Linked DNA regions of Mus musculus: region 1 is linked to region 2. The links are chromatin loops, found by intact Hi-C in ENCODE. Cell type or tissue: heart. All regions are shown on one strand.

Evidence for each region. Hi-C counts contacts between places; a loop is a spot of excess contacts. Peaks named below come from ENCODE experiments on the same cell type or tissue, not always from the same donor. Only the 100,000 strongest peaks of a DNase experiment are listed, where the experiment ranks them.
Region 1: a loop joins it to region 2, with 2.0 times the contacts of the local background. A loop is called at or near these places in 6 of 42 quality-filtered maps.

What each region holds. Positions count from the first base shown.
Region 1 is chr15:82,133,736-82,141,735 of GRCm38, forward strand. Ccdc134 (coiled-coil domain containing 134) reads left to right here. Exons shown (of 7, transcript NM_172428.2): 5 at 846-1,027; 6 at 1,335-1,406; 7 at 7,131-8,000. The coding sequence ends at 7,256. Among named protein-coding and RNA genes, the nearest start is that of Srebf2, 9.5 kb to the right of the region's middle. In heart, CTCF peaks have their summits at 4,988 (motif pointing right) and 5,693 (motif pointing right); DNase peaks (open chromatin) are centred at 1,816 and 4,986; H3K27ac peaks cover 1,353 bases.
Region 2 is chr15:82,335,917-82,343,916 of GRCm38, forward strand. Naga (N-acetyl galactosaminidase, alpha) reads right to left here and starts at 2,910. Exons shown (of 10, transcript NM_008669.4): 1 at 2,836-2,910; 2 at 2,322-2,398; 3 at 1,471-1,606; 4 at 854-1,025; 5 at 1-104. The coding sequence starts at 2,337. It overlaps Pheta2 (PH domain containing endocytic trafficking adaptor 2), which reads left to right and starts at 5,263. Exons shown (of 2, transcript NM_177391.4): 1 at 5,263-5,355; 2 at 7,143-8,000. The coding sequence starts at 7,366. It also overlaps the pseudogene n-R5s41. In heart, a CTCF peak has its summit at 3,171; DNase peaks (open chromatin) are centred at 2,185, 3,025, 5,335, 6,355 and 3 weaker places; H3K4me3 peaks cover 4,284 bases; H3K27ac peaks cover 6,243 bases.

The DNA.
Region 1 (8,000 bases), 200 kb before region 2:
AAGGGAATTAATCTTTTTTCAAAACAAGGGAATACCTAGGGATTTATGGAGCCCGGTCTGGCTCCTTAACTCTGTAGTGTAGCTGAGGATGGCCTTGTACTCCTGACCCTGGCTTTGTGCCGTCCTGTGCACTACTGTGCCTCAGTCCTGGAGATGAGCCCTCTGCGCTCCCGAGCCGTGAGGATGAACTGATACCCTCGGTGGGCAGGCTGCGTTTGATACTCAGTCGCTGCTGTGTCCTGGTGTGGTTCCTGTTCTGTGCTTAAACACTTTGACCAACTAGGGAAGGAAAGGTTGGGTGGTTGTTGTTGTTGTTGCTTAGAGATTAGAGCCCATCATTGAGGGAAGCCAAGGCAGCAACTGACATGGAGACCATGGAGGAGGGCTGCTTACTGGCTTATGGTAAACCACGTGGTTTGCTCAGCCTGCTTTCTTGTATAAGCTCAGGGTGGCCCATTCCACAGTAGTTTGGGTCCTCCTACATTAATCTATCAAGAAAATGGATATAGATGTGGCCGCAGACCAGTGTGATGGAAGCAACTCCCCGAGTGACGTTCCCTTCCCAGATGACTCTCCTTTATGCCAAGTTGAAAAGTAAAAACCCAACAACAAACACAACCTGTAAAGTAGGAACAGCAGCCACCTCTCCCTGTAAGAAAGCCCATTAATGGGATATAAGGCCCTAGTGCATATGCAGTGAGCAGTCTGTGGTCAGTGGCTGCCGTGCCCTTCTCTGATTGGTGGGTTTATAGATGCCTCCGTCCCTGGAGGAGGTCTGGGGTCAGCCAGGTGGACAAGAGGAAAAGAGCAACTACTCTGACGACTCACTACAACCCTCTCGCCAGCTTTCTCGCACGTGGTGGAGAACACAGCCTTTTTTGGTGACGTCGTGCTGCGCTTCCCAAAGATTGTCCACCACTACTTTGACCATAATTCCAACTGGAACCTCCTGATCCGCTGGGGCATCAGCTTCTGCAACCAGACAGGCGTCTTTGACCAGGGGCCCCACTCACCCATCCTCAGCCTGGTAAGGACTGGGGAGGGCTGGGATCCCTGTCGGGTGGTAAGCTGGGAGCCTCGAATCTGTCTATCTGTGGTTGGCCCTGTCAGTTATCCTAGGTACTTAGTGTGTTCTATAAGTATCAGAGCACTTTGGGTCATAGAGGCCTAACTTCAAGGGGCCTAACTTCTGTGCTAACTTTTGGAGGGTCCCTAGGGATTGTTTCTGGCCCATATCTGTCTAGGCTCTGAGGCTTAAGACCCTGCATGGTGGAATGGCTCTAGTAATGAGAGAGCAGAAGGCAGAAGAGGATGACTAGTGTTCTCATCCACAGATGGCCCAGGAGCTGGGGATCACTGAGAAAGATTCTGACTTCCGGAACCCGTTTAAAACAGACCAGACAGAGGTGAGCTGCTGGGGCCTGTAACTGTTGGCGTCTGGTGGGCACGGGAGGTGGGGCCTGCAGGGACTAAGGTCTAGGGTATGCAGTGTGAGCTTTAGACTTGGAACCAGACAATCCAATGAGTCTGGGATCAGAAGCCATTACCCAAGTTATTGACGGTTTTGGCAAGTCACTGTTTCTCTCCGAATGTTGTACACCAAAGCTGGGGGTCGATGGAGATTGGGGGGATCCCTGAGGCTAAGAATATCCTCATCTCATTGCACACTATGTACAGGTTACAAGTGTCAGAGTGACCAGGTGAAGTCAGGTCACGCCCTCCCCTGCTCTGAGCCTCTGGTACTGGTGCACTGTGGCTTCTGCTCTCACGCCTACACACGCCTGTACTCCAGAGTTCTAAACTTGGCTCAGGGTGCTAACAGCTGCAGCCTGAGAAGACAGATGGTGACACACAGGGGGAAGGGATCAGATGGAGCAGGGCAGGCCAAGGAGGACAGGAAGGAAAGAAAGGCTCCTCTTATGGGTGAGAAGCTGAGACTCTTCAGATCACAGCTCACGCCTGTTTAGAGACAGGTGTTGAGTTTGTGACAGGCTTGAGATTCTACCAGCTTGCAGGCTGACACAGTAGCCTGCTGTTGTATAGATGTCAGCCGGTCATAGGCAGTTTTCAGTGCAGCAAAAGCAGTAGCTAGACTGTTAGGCTTGTTGTCTTGGGTCCCCTTGTTCTTCCAGGTCTTTACATGGAAGGGCCAGGCAGGTGTTGTGCATGCAGTAGGTTTGCATTATACCTACAGACCACTGTGCTTGTGAAATTTGACATCCTCATAGTGAATTAAACAGATTGGTGCTTTGTCAAGGAAAAGATACCTCATCCTTCCAAGATTACTCTCTGCAAAAAAATAAAATAAAATAAAAATAAAAATAATAATAATCCTGAAAAAATAATCTGGATAAAGAGTTGCTAGAAGGGAGATGTGGTGGGGCTTACCTATAACCCCACAGCTCAGGAGGCTGGAGCAAGAGGCCACCTGTCTATGTAGTGAATTTGAGGCTAGCCTGGACTAAAACTGCCTTAAAACAAAGAAAAAATAAAATCAGCCAAACAAGAGACTATACCAGATTTATTATTATTAGGTACTCAGTAAGAACGTAGAAAGGTGCCCAGCAGCACTGGAAATTACTTGCTGCATAGCCTCTGCCTGGCTAATCTGACTGAGAGGCAGTGACCGGGTTCATTCAGTTTGTCTTATGTCACTTACTGAGGCTGCAGTCAAATGCGTTGTTTTGGGTTTGTTGATTGGAGTTTTGAGACAGAGTCTTACCCTGTGTCTTAGTCAGGGTTTCTATTCCTGCACAAACGTCATGACCAAGAAGCAAGTTGGGGAGGAAAGGGTTTATTCAGCTTACACTTCCACACTGCTGTTCATCACCAAGGAAGTCAGGACTGGAACTCAAGCAGGTGAGGAAGCAGGAGCTGATGCAGAGGCCATGGAGGGATGTTACTTACTGGCTTACTTCCCCTGGCTTGCTCAGCTTGCTTTCTTATAGAACCCAGGACTACCAGCCCAGGGATGGCACCACCCACAAGGGGCCCTCCCTGATTGATCACCAACTAAGAGCATGCCCCACAGCTGGATCTCATAGAGCCACTTCCCCAACTGAAGCCCTTTTCTCTGTGATAACTCCAACACACAAAACCAGTACACTTAATAACCCAGGTTGACCTTAAACTATCCACATTCCTGCCTTAGCCTTCCTTCCAAGTGCTGGAATTACAGGCTAAAGCTACCACAGCCTTGTTCTGAGGGTGAGGATGAGGCCAGCTGCAGGTCTGAGTTACCGTGGTCTTCAGGGTCCTTGACTCAAACAGGGGTTACTTAAATCTTGGGACTAGGATATCTCAAGAACCATTAGAATATCATCTAAAAATCAATGTATTATCTATTACATCCACCTAAAGTTTAGATTTTTACCTGCCAGTTTTACTAAATGTATTTGTTAATAATTATAGGAAGCAAAAGATGGGCCCAAAGCAACTGTTATCCACCACGGGTCAATGCCTTTTTCTCCCACTTTATGCTTAATGGCCAAACCCTGACAATATTTAAGTGCAGAATTTTAGCCTCTGTTGCCTTGTGTGGTATAACTAAGGCTGCTCAGACATTAAGAATAAACGATAGTTTATCTGGGAGAGTAAAACAAGGTTGTGCTATCCTGTGATGTATAGCTACTCTGAGGAGATAGCTACCTTGGATGGTGTGGAACACAGGACAGTAGTTCATTGTTGACTGTGTCTGTGTGGGTTTTCCCATCATGTGGATGAGAATTACACACCCAGTAATAGTTAGTGGTACCTGCCCCTGGATTGTGCCTTTTAGAGTCTTACGGCATCCCCAGGGGCTTGATTCTTGCTGAATTATTCATGTGTCCCTCCTGATACCTATACTTTAACTGTTCTCTAGTTACTTCCCTCGTTCACCTAGACTTTCTTTCAGAAGGTTCAGATGAGTGGAATTTTTACCTGGCTCTAGAGCCAGTCGTTTTGTTTTTTTGTTTTTGTTTTTCTTTTGTTTTATTTTTTTTGTTTTATTTTTTTTGTTTTTTTTTTTCGAGACAGGGTTTCTCTGTGCAGCCCTGGCTGTCCTGAAACTCATGCTGTAGACCAAGCTGGCCTCGAACTCAGAAATCCACCTTCCTCTGCCTCCCAAGTGCTGGGATTAAAGGCGTGCGCCACCACTGCCCAGTGGAGCCGGTTGTGATAGCTAGCACACACATGTAATCCAGCAGTTGGGAGGTTGCAGGAGAAGCTCCCTTGAGCCCCGGAATTTGACACCTGCAACAAAATCCAGGAGAACCAGCTCCAGCCTTCTCTCCCAGTAGTCACAGAAGATGTATTTAATTCCCCCGTAGTGGGAGCTTCCTTTCTCGCCTCACGTTTTACTGGGAGCTGGTTACACGATTCCCCTGCATCTAACTAGTACCCAAACTCCAGGCTGCTGGAAGGAAACGCACCACATGTCGATTTCACAGACAGTAGAGAACAGTAAACCACTCGTCCTGATTAAGTCTGTGGTTTGCAGCTGCTAGTCAAGGCCCAACTTTTAGACACATGGGTTTTAAAAGAAAGCAACCAGGCAGACCTACAACTCTTTCCCTGGGTTTTATTAGTGTTTCCTTGTTTGTTTTAAGACAGGGTCTCATGTAGCCCAGGCTAGCCTCAACTCCTGGTCCTCTTGCATTTACCTCCGAAGTTCCCGAACTACAAGCATATCCCACCACCACGCATGGCCACAGCTGCAATACTAACTAATTTCTGTTCAGCACCTTGTTTTTATCCTAGTGGTACCGTAGTGGACTGTGCCTGACTGTTGATATCTACCAGAACCTCCGAGGTTCCTGTTGAGCCAGTGTCTGTTTTATGCAGCAAGGATATAGTTTTCCCCATCAAAGTAGTGGCTGCTGCTTCCAAATGGTCCACCCCAAGACTGCTTGCTGTAATCATAATTCTGAGAATTATCCCTGGGCAAGACCTTGAACCGGGTTGACCCAGTCAGTGCGAAGAGGCACTCAGGGCCTTGCAGAGGTTGTTCTCTCCACAAGGGGGCACCAAGGAGATGCTTAGTTTCTGCATGTGGGCTTTTCTCACCCTGCGATCATCATACATGCCTCTGCAACACAGGGGGTTGAGTCAGAAGTGTAATGTTATCAGAATATGCTCTTGAACGTGACCATCAGAACATGATTTCCTTCTCTTTGGATGGGGATGACCCTGCTAGTGTACTCCCCTATAGTGGGACTTGAACCCAGGGCTTCACAGATAATATACAAATGGTTCCCAGCCTGCCCACTTTTTATATTCAACATGGACCTCTCTACTTACAGCAGCCTCAGAAGATTCTCTCTACCCTTCCTTCCTTCCTTCCCCCTTTCTCTCTCTCCCTCTTCCTCTCTCTCTTTCTTTTCAAAACAGGGTTTCTCTGTGTATCTCTGGCTGTCCTGGAACTTGCTCTGTAGACCAGGCTGGCCTCGAACTCAGAAATCCACCTGCCTCTGCCTCCCGCGTGCTGGGACTAAAGGCATGCGCCGCCACCGCCCGGGTGAAGATTCTTTTCTTCTTGAGATCAGAGTGGTAGATATCTGGGAGGTGAGTGGATGTCTGGTTGAATCCGTCCTAGTTAGTTGGGCATCCCACTAGCTGTCTGACCTGAGTCACTTCTGTCTCTGGACCACTCTAGGGACTTCCTCCCTTTCCCATAGGTGTGGACTACTTACTCAGCGGGTAGGTTAGGCCACAAGATGGCACTCTTAGTTTGCTTTTACCTTGATTCCACATTTGTCAATTTTTTTTTTTAAAGATTTATTTATTTAGCCAGACATGGTGGCTCACACCTTTAATCCCAGCACTTGGGAGGCAGAGGCAGGCAGATTTCTGGAGTTCGAGGCCAGCCTGGTCTACAGAGTGAGTTCCAGGACAGCCAGGGCTGCAGAGAAACCCTGTCTCGAAAAACCAAAAAAAAAAAAAAAATTATTTATTTGTTTTATGTATATAAGTAGTACAATGTAGCTGTCTTCAGACACACAGAAGAGGGCATTGGATCCCATTACAGATGGTTGTGAGCTACCATGTTGTTGCTGGGATTTGAACTCAGGACCTCTGGAAGAGCAGTCAGTGCTCTTACTCGCTGAGCCATCTCTCCAGCCCCCACATTTGCCAATTTTGTCCTAAGAATATTTAAAAGGTCATAGTTTACACCTGAGTTTTGAATACTTTGTGTTTTATATATTCTAGTAAGCCATTTTGTCCAAAATGTCCACTGAATGCTGTTGAGACCCATGTGGGATTCTGTGCTTGGGATATAGTGGGACACAACACCCAATACCAACATTCCTCCATCTTCATGAAACATGCTGTCATAGATGTCAGGCACAAAGTAGGTGAAGAAAGGAAGAGAAGCATGAGAATAAGTTAGTACAGAATTTTAAAGAGGGTACCAGTGAGGGGGCAGATGCCACAGAGGAGGCAGCTGTAGCAGAGCAGATGAGACCCACAGACAGGCCTGGAAGGGGCATTCTGGGTCTGGGACAAAGCACGGGCAGAGGCCTGCAAGAGTGTGGCCATGGGTCTCATCACTCATAGAGACAAATAGACACAGATGCAGGTTTGATCGTTTATTGGCTGTAAAGGCAGACCAACAGGAGCAAAGGGTAGCTGGAGAAAGGTTTGAGGCTGAAGTCACCCACATCCTCTGCCCATCTCTTCTTGCCAGCATCAGAGTCTCTCAACTTCTCGCTCTTGCTCTGCAAGAGTGACTGTGACCCACTCTGCTCTGTGTGCTCCCTCTCCTGGTGACTGCGCCTTGTTACTAGGGCAGGCAGCACCTGTTGTCTAGGACTCCTAGCTTGCTTCCTCCTGAAGGGTATGTCAGACAAGTCTTCCAAGAACCACACCGCTCCCTCTTCCTGGAAGAGTGTGCTTGTTTTCAGGTTCACACCTTGGCTGGCTCCTGTCTGCCAGCCTGGAATCTCCTATCTCATGTTCTGCTAGTCAGGCTCCTGATTATCTCATGGTCCAGTCAGTGGCTTTCCTGAGCCCTTTCATCTGATTCCTTGTTTGGGTTCCCTGAGGGCAGGGCCTGCTCCAGGAATTCTTTTATCTTACATTCTGTGATTTAGCTTGGAGGAAACCTTTTGCTACCCCTAGACTAAATCCCATTACTCTGTCTGTCCTAGTTTATTCCTAGCACCGACCCTTTCCAGAAGGCTTTGAGGGAAGAAGAAAAACGCCGCAAGAAGGAGGAGAGGCGGAAGGAGATCCGGAAAGGCCCGAGGATTTCAAGATCCCAGTCTGAGTTGTAGCCCTGGACCAGCTAGGGGCCTAAGGAATCAGCAATGGCCAGTCAGAAGAGGCAGCAACTGTGTGGCTGTGGAATAGGCCCAGCAAGCACCTTGCTGAGCACCAGCCACTTCCTGATGGGAACTGTTTGCTGCGCCCTCAGAAGCCAGGGTTGAGCTCTGGCCAAAAAGACTGAGCTTCCAGGGTCTTGCAGCACACCACAGAAAGGACACTGCTCGGCAGACAGGATCATGCAGGGAAGCTGCGGGAGGAGGCTGGCTGAAGGAACTTCTGGCCTGGATCCCCTTGGTGAGGGCAGGCTGCAGGCCACTGCCGCCCTTGATAAGGAAGCAACAGAACCAGGCTCTGAGTTACAAGTGAAGGTGCTATGCTTGCAGCCAGTCTCACTGTGTTCCTGGGCTGCCTGTCACTGGTCCAGCTCTCTGCAGAACAGTACTAAAAGCTAGCAAATCCACTGGCCTCCCCCAGGCTGGTGAGGAGAATGTAAGGGGCAGCAGGAACTGCTGCAGATGTCAGGACCAGCCTGGAGAACGTTTCTGCCTCGGAAAGAGGGAGTCCCTGGCTCTGCAGTGCAGAGAAGCAAGAGCTAGGCTTAGGTCTCTCTCTCTCTCTCTCTCACTCACTGCTGCCCTTCATGACAGGCCAGTTTCCAGAGGGGACTCAGAAGTGTCCTGAGAGGGTGTTTATTTCAAGGAGACCTTAAAAGAACATGATCTCTATTCTCAGATAACTGGGGACAGTCATTG
Region 2 (8,000 bases):
TCCGCGTCCAGCTCCACTTTGTCTAGGGTGGTACCAGGGTAACCCATGCAGGTCATTTTGCCCATGTCCTCATAGATGCCCAGCTTCAGACCCAAAGAGTGAGCCTGCGGGGGTTGAAGAGACACGGCTCAAGTGAGACCCTCTTCTCAGGCACCTCTGCTAGAGCCCATTAAACTCTTAAATGGCTTCCAGGACTGGGGATGTAAATTAACTGGCAGAGTGCTTGCCTAACACATGTGAAAAGTCCTGGGCTCTCTTCCCCACACACTGCATAAACTGTGCATGGTGACATGTAGACGTGTTTGTTTGCTTGAGACAGGGCCTCTCTATGTAACCCTGGCTATCCTGGAACTCTCTATGTAGACCAGGCTGGCCTCGAACTCACATAGATCTGCCTGCCTCTGGAGCACAGGATTAAACACATGCATCACCATACCCAGCTAGCACCAGAAGTTTAAGGTTATCCTCAGCTACAGAGTGTTGGAGGTCATCCTGGGCTACACAAGACCCTGTCTCAATAAAGAAGAAGAAACTCTCAGTGGCTCCCACTGACCAAAAGAACCAGTGGCTGGTTTCTGCCAGCTGTGGCCACTTTTTCTCCAGCTGTCTCTTGCCTGGAAGCTTTTGCTACTGCTTCAGAGGTCCCACCTCTGGGATGGATTCAACCAGATGCCTCCTCCAGGGGACTGTTCTTTTTGCTAAGGCCCCTTTCTGGCTCTCGCCTCATTAGGCCAATAATATGTGTGTGTTCCTTTTTCAGTTTCTGCCACTATGCCGCATTCTCCATGGAGACTGTGATAATGAGTCCCAGGCCCTCACACTAAGTAAGGGGCAGGGCTGGAGCTGGACTTACATAGTCAGCTAGGAAGGCAATCCCGTGAGGGAAGCGCTTGGGATCAGGAATTAGGCGGCCTGAGGCGTCACGCCCACCAATCCAGCAGTCATCGATGTTGAGGTATACATAGCCCAGGTCCCGCCATCCATCCTGGGCCAGTCTGTCCGCCATCTCCATAAAGAGCCGTTCACTAGCAAGGGACAGTGGGGCTGTGCTGCTCAGTTCCCCAGGATGTCCCTCATTCCCGCTCTTTCTCTCTGCTCTGAATTCTGGCTATAAAAAACCAAGCCTCTACTGTCAGCTGAGGTGGGGCCAGGATAACAAGTGTAAATGACCTTCCAGGGTTAGGGTAGGGCGAGAAAGAGGTGGTCTGGCATCCAGGCCAAAGGGCAGGACTAGGCCTAGGGAAGCCTGTGGGGCCTGTCTGGCATTTTATCTTCTTTCAGTTACCTCAGAGGCCAAGTACACCTACTGAGGCCCCAAGCAGGTCATGGGGCTAGGTGTCAGATACATTCATTCTGACTCTGCATTTTTCTATTTAAAAAAATTTTTTTAAAATTTTTGCTGATGAGTGTCTTTCACCCACTGACCCACTGACCCCATTTTGTTGCCCTGGGTAAGCAGATCTTACTCACCTGATGCAGTTCTTCGGGTCCTCCACACAGTCGATGTTACAGCGGAAGCGTTCCCAGGCCAGCCAGCCCATGGGTGGAGTCCGCAGTAGCCCATTCTCCAGCATCAGTACCTGAGCCACCAGGGCCAGTAAGAGCACTGAGGGGGAGGTGGATGGTGACTTGTAAATGGTTCCTACAGCACCCCACCCCCCAACCCCAGTCATCACCTCAACCCCTCCAGCCCTTCAGCCCTCCCCAGGTACAGGCCAGTAGGGTTAGAGTTGCCTCAGCCTGTGAGTGCAGTCTGGGGGGGGGGGTACATGGGGCAAAGTAATGTATTCAAAAAGCTGTTGCTACAGACTGGGAATCAATGGAACGGACCCCTGAAGTCATGTCCTTGATATACATGAGACCAGATGCCCTCTTCCCTCCCTCCCTACACAGAAATGACAGTTCATTGTGGACTCTGGGTTTCTGAGGCCTTGGAGTTTTTGCTCTCCACCTCAGAAAGCCTCAGAAGGGCCTAAAGGGGTTGGTCAGGGTGGACTTGTACCCAGCTGCTCACCTACACAAGCCCCTTCCTCTTGGCTTTCAGCTTCCTTATATATAAATTACCACACCCACATGACAGGGCTGCTACAGCCCGCCAGGATCGGGTAAGATAGGACCTATACACTGGAGCAGGGCTGAAAAAGGAAGTGGCCTCTTTGGAGGGGAAACGATTCTGAGGTGTGGGGCATCTCCTTGATTTTCCTGGCCCAGCTCCAAGGAGAGGCACACTTCTCCCCACATACCCCCATCAAGAAAGAGGAGGGCTGGGGCTTCCTCGCCACAGTCCTCCCCTGCAAAGCCACCTGAGTAGGTGAGGGTACCTGTCTTCTGCAACATTGCCTTGGAGTCAAATCTCAGGACCCACTCGAATCTGCTCTTAGCAGCTTTATATGCTGAACTGTGGAAGATAACAGATGTTATGTATCCCACCGGGCATAGTGGGACCCACCTTTAATCTCAGCACTCAGGAGGTAGAAGCAGGAGGATCTCTGAGTTCTGGGCCAGCCTGGTCCACATAGCCAGTTTCAGGCCAGCCAGGGCTACTAGGTAGAGAGACCCTATCTCCGAAAATAAAAGTTACGGATTCCACATTTGGTCCCAAGTCGCTTTCACTACCCTCACACACTCCTTCCCTACCCTTTACTTCCCGGAATCTAAGCTCTTCTTTTAGAACTACAAATAGTCTAGGACACTTTGCCCAAGAGCGGTTGTGACTGGTTCTAGGAATACCAGGAAGAAGGAAGGCTATAGGCCATGTCCGGTTCCAGGTCCCCGTGTGGGTTCAGATTCTCGGTTCTTAAACATCGCAGGCCCAGGGTCCCCCTTGATTCTTACCCTCGCGCTCGCTCAGTCCGCGGTAAGCCGTGAAAGCCCCCGTGGCGGCCGCTTGTACCTATAGCGACCCGGGAGGCGGAATGTCACGGGACAACCCTTCTTGAGCAACCAATCAGAATCCCCTAGCAACGCCGTGCCCTCCCTCTATGCCCCAGCTCCCAGCCTCCAAAAGCTCCGCCCATCTAAGCTCGCGTTCTGCGCGTTCCCGAGGCGCGCTCCCGTGGGAAGTCGGCTTGGGCGCCCTGTGCGCGCGCCGCTGTGCCTCGGGTCTGGTTGGAGTCCTCCGTCCTCCGCCCCAGAGGGCGGGGGTGGTGGCCCGCACTGCCCGTGCTCAGTAAGTAGCTGTGCAGTGAATTCCTACAGAGGGCGATACCTTGCTCTTTTTTTGTTTGTTTGTTTGTTTGTTTGTTTGTTTTATTTTGTTTTGTTTCTTCGAGACAGGGTTTCTCTGTGTCCTGGAACTCATTCTCTAGACGAGGTTGGCCTCGAACTCAGAAATCCACCTGAAACCTTGCTCTTAACCACTCGAAAACGGTAGTGAAAGAGGCTGGGTGGGGTTTCAGCTCTCGAAAGGTCAGGAGGCTGCCCCCTCCACCTGACACCCAAGGGGTTGTTCGCCCACCCACTCCCCAAATGTATTTATTCATTACTTATTCATATGTTAAACACAGGCTAGGTGCCAACCACTATTTCTGGATGCCTTTACACCGATGATGATCATAGCTGTCCCCTCTCCGAATCTGTGCCATTTTCCTCCTATCAGGTAATGGCAAACCGACTTCTCTGCCAATCTTTTCTCTCAGCCTTTACATGCAATTGTCCAAAAATTGATTCCTGCCTTTAAATTCCACCTCTCATCCCACCCAGTAACGCTGGCCTCATTACATATTGCCTGGATGATTCGGAGACAGCCCTCAAGGGCCTCCTTTGTCCACCTTACTTCTCCAAGGCAGCCAAGGCAAACCTGAAAACTCAGCTCTGTGGGCTGGTAAGATGGCTCAGTGGTTAAGAGCACTTAGTGCTCTGGCAGAGCACGAGGGTCCGTCTCCAGACTCACATGCCAGGGGATCTGATGCCCTCTTCTGAACTCTGAGGCCACCAGGCATTCACATGGTGCACATACAGGCAGATAATCGGGCACACACTTAACCTAAAAAAACGAACCCAACCCAGCCCTGGTCTTGTCTCTCTGAAGTCTGTGTGATGGCTACTCTCTTAGTTTGGGGAAATGGTGTTTCTAAACCCCACCCTCTACCTTTTGACCCTATTCCCTGCCGTCATCTTCCTCATTGCCCTCCTTGTGGCCCCTCAAACACAGCCTTTGAACCAGCTGTGCCTTCTGCTTAGAATGCACTTCTAGATATGGGCATAGCCGACACCCTCATTTCCCTTAATTATATGTCCAAGTGAGGTCTACTCTGCCCATTCTTCTATTTAAAAACGGCAAGCTCTCCCCTCCCTCCTCAGGAAACTCATGCTGTATTCTCCCCTTACCCACCCTCCCGCGACCTTCACCTTGTAACACATTTACTCTAGTGGATACTACTAGTTGAAGAAAAGTTAGTGAACATTGCAGCCACCAACCACCACACTCCCCCCTTAAAACATCCAGCAAAATGTAGGGTATGCTTGTTTACATTGTGAGGTCAGGGAGGAGACCTCAGAGCGGACAGCTGAGACCTAAATGTCAAGGAGCTCTAAGTGGGGGTAGGGTGAGAGGGGAGGGCCGGCTGGGCTTCAGGAACTGCAAAGCAAGGGTTGAGGTGGGAATCCACAAAGCCCGTGGGCAGGCAGGCAGGCATTTGAACACAGTTGCATTCAGGGCGACTACGGGAATCCTGGTCTCCTATCTTATTAGTGCTTTCCCCGCAGCCTTCCCTGCAAGCCTATGGACAGACTCCAGGTAGAGCCTCAGGACCACAAGTGGACTGCAGACCTGCGTTGGTGGGTGATAGAAGCCGAAATGGCCAATATCTAGAGGCAGAGATGGGGCTAAGCCAAAGACTTGGTTGAGAACCTTAGCAGGGTTTTGCAGGATGTGTAGGAGCTCGCTTTAGGAAGCGCCCTATCTGATGATTTGTCTGGTTTGGCTCTGCACGCGCGAGAGGGAAGAGAGGGGCGGATCGGGGAGATACTGGATGGGCTGTAAGGGGAAACTTTTGGGGGAAAAAGAGCACTCCTTATTCTTCTTCGGTGTAGAGCTGGAGGCCTGTGGGTAGCCTGAGGTTGGGCTTGGGGTTCGAGACGACCCCTCACCGACGAGTCCTGTGGCGCAGGCAGGTCCCCACCTTCCAGGGCCTCAGTTTCCCTCCAATATGCGAGCCGAGGCGACTTTGCGGATCTGGAGGCCTGGTGGGTACTGGGCGGGGAGCGGCCGGGGCGGTACCCCGAGCCTCCCGGGCGGGGTCTCCCGGCTCCTGCGGCCACGTTTGCGACCTGGGCGGAGGCCGGGGTTCAGAGCGAGAAAGCCCAGGGGGCGACAGCATCGCACTCGACGGGCCAGGCCCTCGGGCGCCGGAGGTGAGAGCCGGTCAGGCGGGCTCCGGGAGGAGGTGACCAGGAGGGCGTGGCCGTGGACGTGGCTGGAAAGCCCGGGCGGGATCCAGGGGACCCAGGCACCAGCAGGGCTGCCGGAGGGAGAGACCGCGGCCGCAGGCGTGCGTGGACTCAGCCCCTCCTTGGGGCCCACAAAGGGCAGCGGCTAGAACAGCCTTCCTCTATTCCAGGCCTGCTTGCTTCTCTCTCTTTGGAGCCCTTCTTCCCCTCCCGCCTCCTGGCTACGTTTTTTATCACTCACTACTTGATTAATTCATTATTTATTTAATTGTATTTGCTTACGGAGTGTCTCTTTTGCTGGAAAGTAGATTTCAAGAGGACGGGGACCTAGTTTTGTCTACTGATGCATTCCTACAAATTCAGCAAGTCTGCACAGGGCTGATTATTGGCGATTTAACCACTCTAGATGTCCTGCAAATAGGGAGGGGAGGTGCGCGAAAGGGACAAAGCCAAATTCGATCTTTGGGTACATCAGTAATCAGGAGACTTCTCCCCAATATCGTGGTGACGGAAATCCCATAGGGACAGCCAGGAAATCTTAACTGCACTTAACTGACCTACCTAGCCCCAGGGAGCCCAGAATTACAGTCAAGAGACAGTGGGCCAAGACATACAGGGAACTTCAGTTGCCCTACGGGATGAGCAGATTATGAAAAGGAGGAGCGCTTCCGGCAAAAGGCTGCCCTTTTACTGGGGCCCTGAAGTTAGAACAGTTCTCACGTTCTCTGAGAACCCTTTTGCAGGCTCTCTGGAAACCATGTGGCTGAGCTGTGTGGTTAGATAAGAGGCCACCCTGTCCCCTTCTGTGACTCTGCTGATAAGTGTGTCACCAACAAGGCCCCACCTAGAAGTTATAAGACCAAGTGCTGACTCTTCCTCATATGACCCTTGCCAGTTCAGCTGTATAGGAACCTTGGAGCACCAGAATTTAGTGGCTATGTCTTCAGTGCCCCAGGACACACCGCTGGAGTTTACAGAGCCGGTCCCATTCACCCCTGGTCACCTCCTCCTTCCTCTGGTGCTCGTTGGTGTGATGTGGTTACCCCTAGGTGGTCTCGGTCACTGGCCTGTCCCTCCCCTGCCTCCATCTGGCTCTGAAATGTGGGCTGGATACCACTGGGGCTAGTAGGGGCTCAGGAAAGTCGTGGGCTCCCTGGAGGTTGAGCTTACACTTGCAGTGAGGGGCCCCATGTTTAGGATGTTTAAAGCACAAAAGTGTCTTTGGGCCTAGGGTCCCTTTCATCCCTCCCCAGGGGTTATTTCTTTGGGTTAAAAAAAAATGTCAAAAGGAATATCCAGGTTAGCCAGGGATATGGTATGACCCAGCCTGAAAGCCATGATTAAAAACTACAGCCATACCACCCTGAACACGACTGATCTTGTTTGATCTTGGAAGCTAAGCAGGGTCGGGCCTGGTTAGTATTCGGATGGGAGACCAACTGGGAATACTGGGTGCTGTATGCTTAAAACAAACAAACAAACAAACAAACGAACACCCAGAAGAGCTGGGGCTCCGTGTGCTCAGGGCTCCTGCCTTCAAAACCTAGCATGACAGAAGCTGAGCATGGGGTAGGTATGCAGGAAGAACTGGGCAGATGGGGACAGTCAGCTCAGAAGCTGAATTCAGATCAGACATCCTTGGCTACATAGTGAGTTCAAGAGCAGCCTGGGCTATGAGACTCTGTCTTCAAACAAACAAAGCACCATGTTGGGCTCTTCTCCTGATACAACTATTGTCTTTTTTGTTACAGTGTTTTGATGTCCAGGTTCTTTTTTTTTTTTTTTTTAAATTTTTTTGGTGACCCTTATAAGACTTTTGAGATGAAAGGCAAGGAAGACTAGTCCTTCAGCTGAAGTCTGAGAACTGCAGGAACATGGTCTGTAGGAGCCACAGGACTGGGCTGCTGGTCTTCTGAGCTGGGTCCTTCCCTGCGGGTGCTACCATCTCTCTATCTCACTGTTCTCGTGGGAGCCATGAAGCTGAACAAGAGGAGTGTGGCCCACTATGCGCTGAGTGATTCTCCGGCAGACCACACTGGCTTTCTGCGTAGTTGGGGAGGACCAGGTTCCCCACCCACTCCCAGTGGCACTGGCCGAAGATACTGGTTTGTTCTCAAGGGCAATCTGCTATTCTCTTTCGAGACTAGAGAGAGCCGGGTCCCGCTGAGTCTTGTGGTATTGGAAGGCTGCACGGTGGAGCTGGCCGAGGCTCCTGTACCCGAGGAGTTCGCCTTCGCTATTCGCTTTGATGCCCCTGGAGTGCGCCCACACCTGCTGGCAGCAGATGGGCAGGCTGCCCAAGAGGCATGGGTGAAGGCACTGTCCCGAGCCAGCTTTGGCTACATGCGACTTGTGGTGCGAGAATTGGAGAGCCAGTTGCAGGATGCCCGTCAGAGCCTGGCCTTGCATCGCTGTGCATCCCAGAGGGCTGTTGCCAATTGTAGTAAATCTCAGGCTCCTGACCACCGAGCTCCAGACCCTGAGAACGGCCACTTTCTCCCCAGGGACCGCAGTTCCATTGGTACTGTGGAAGAAAGGGGGATCCGGCCAATAGGTCGGGATTTGACCGAGTGGGAGTTACAGGGCCCTGCTAGCCTCCTCCTAAGCAT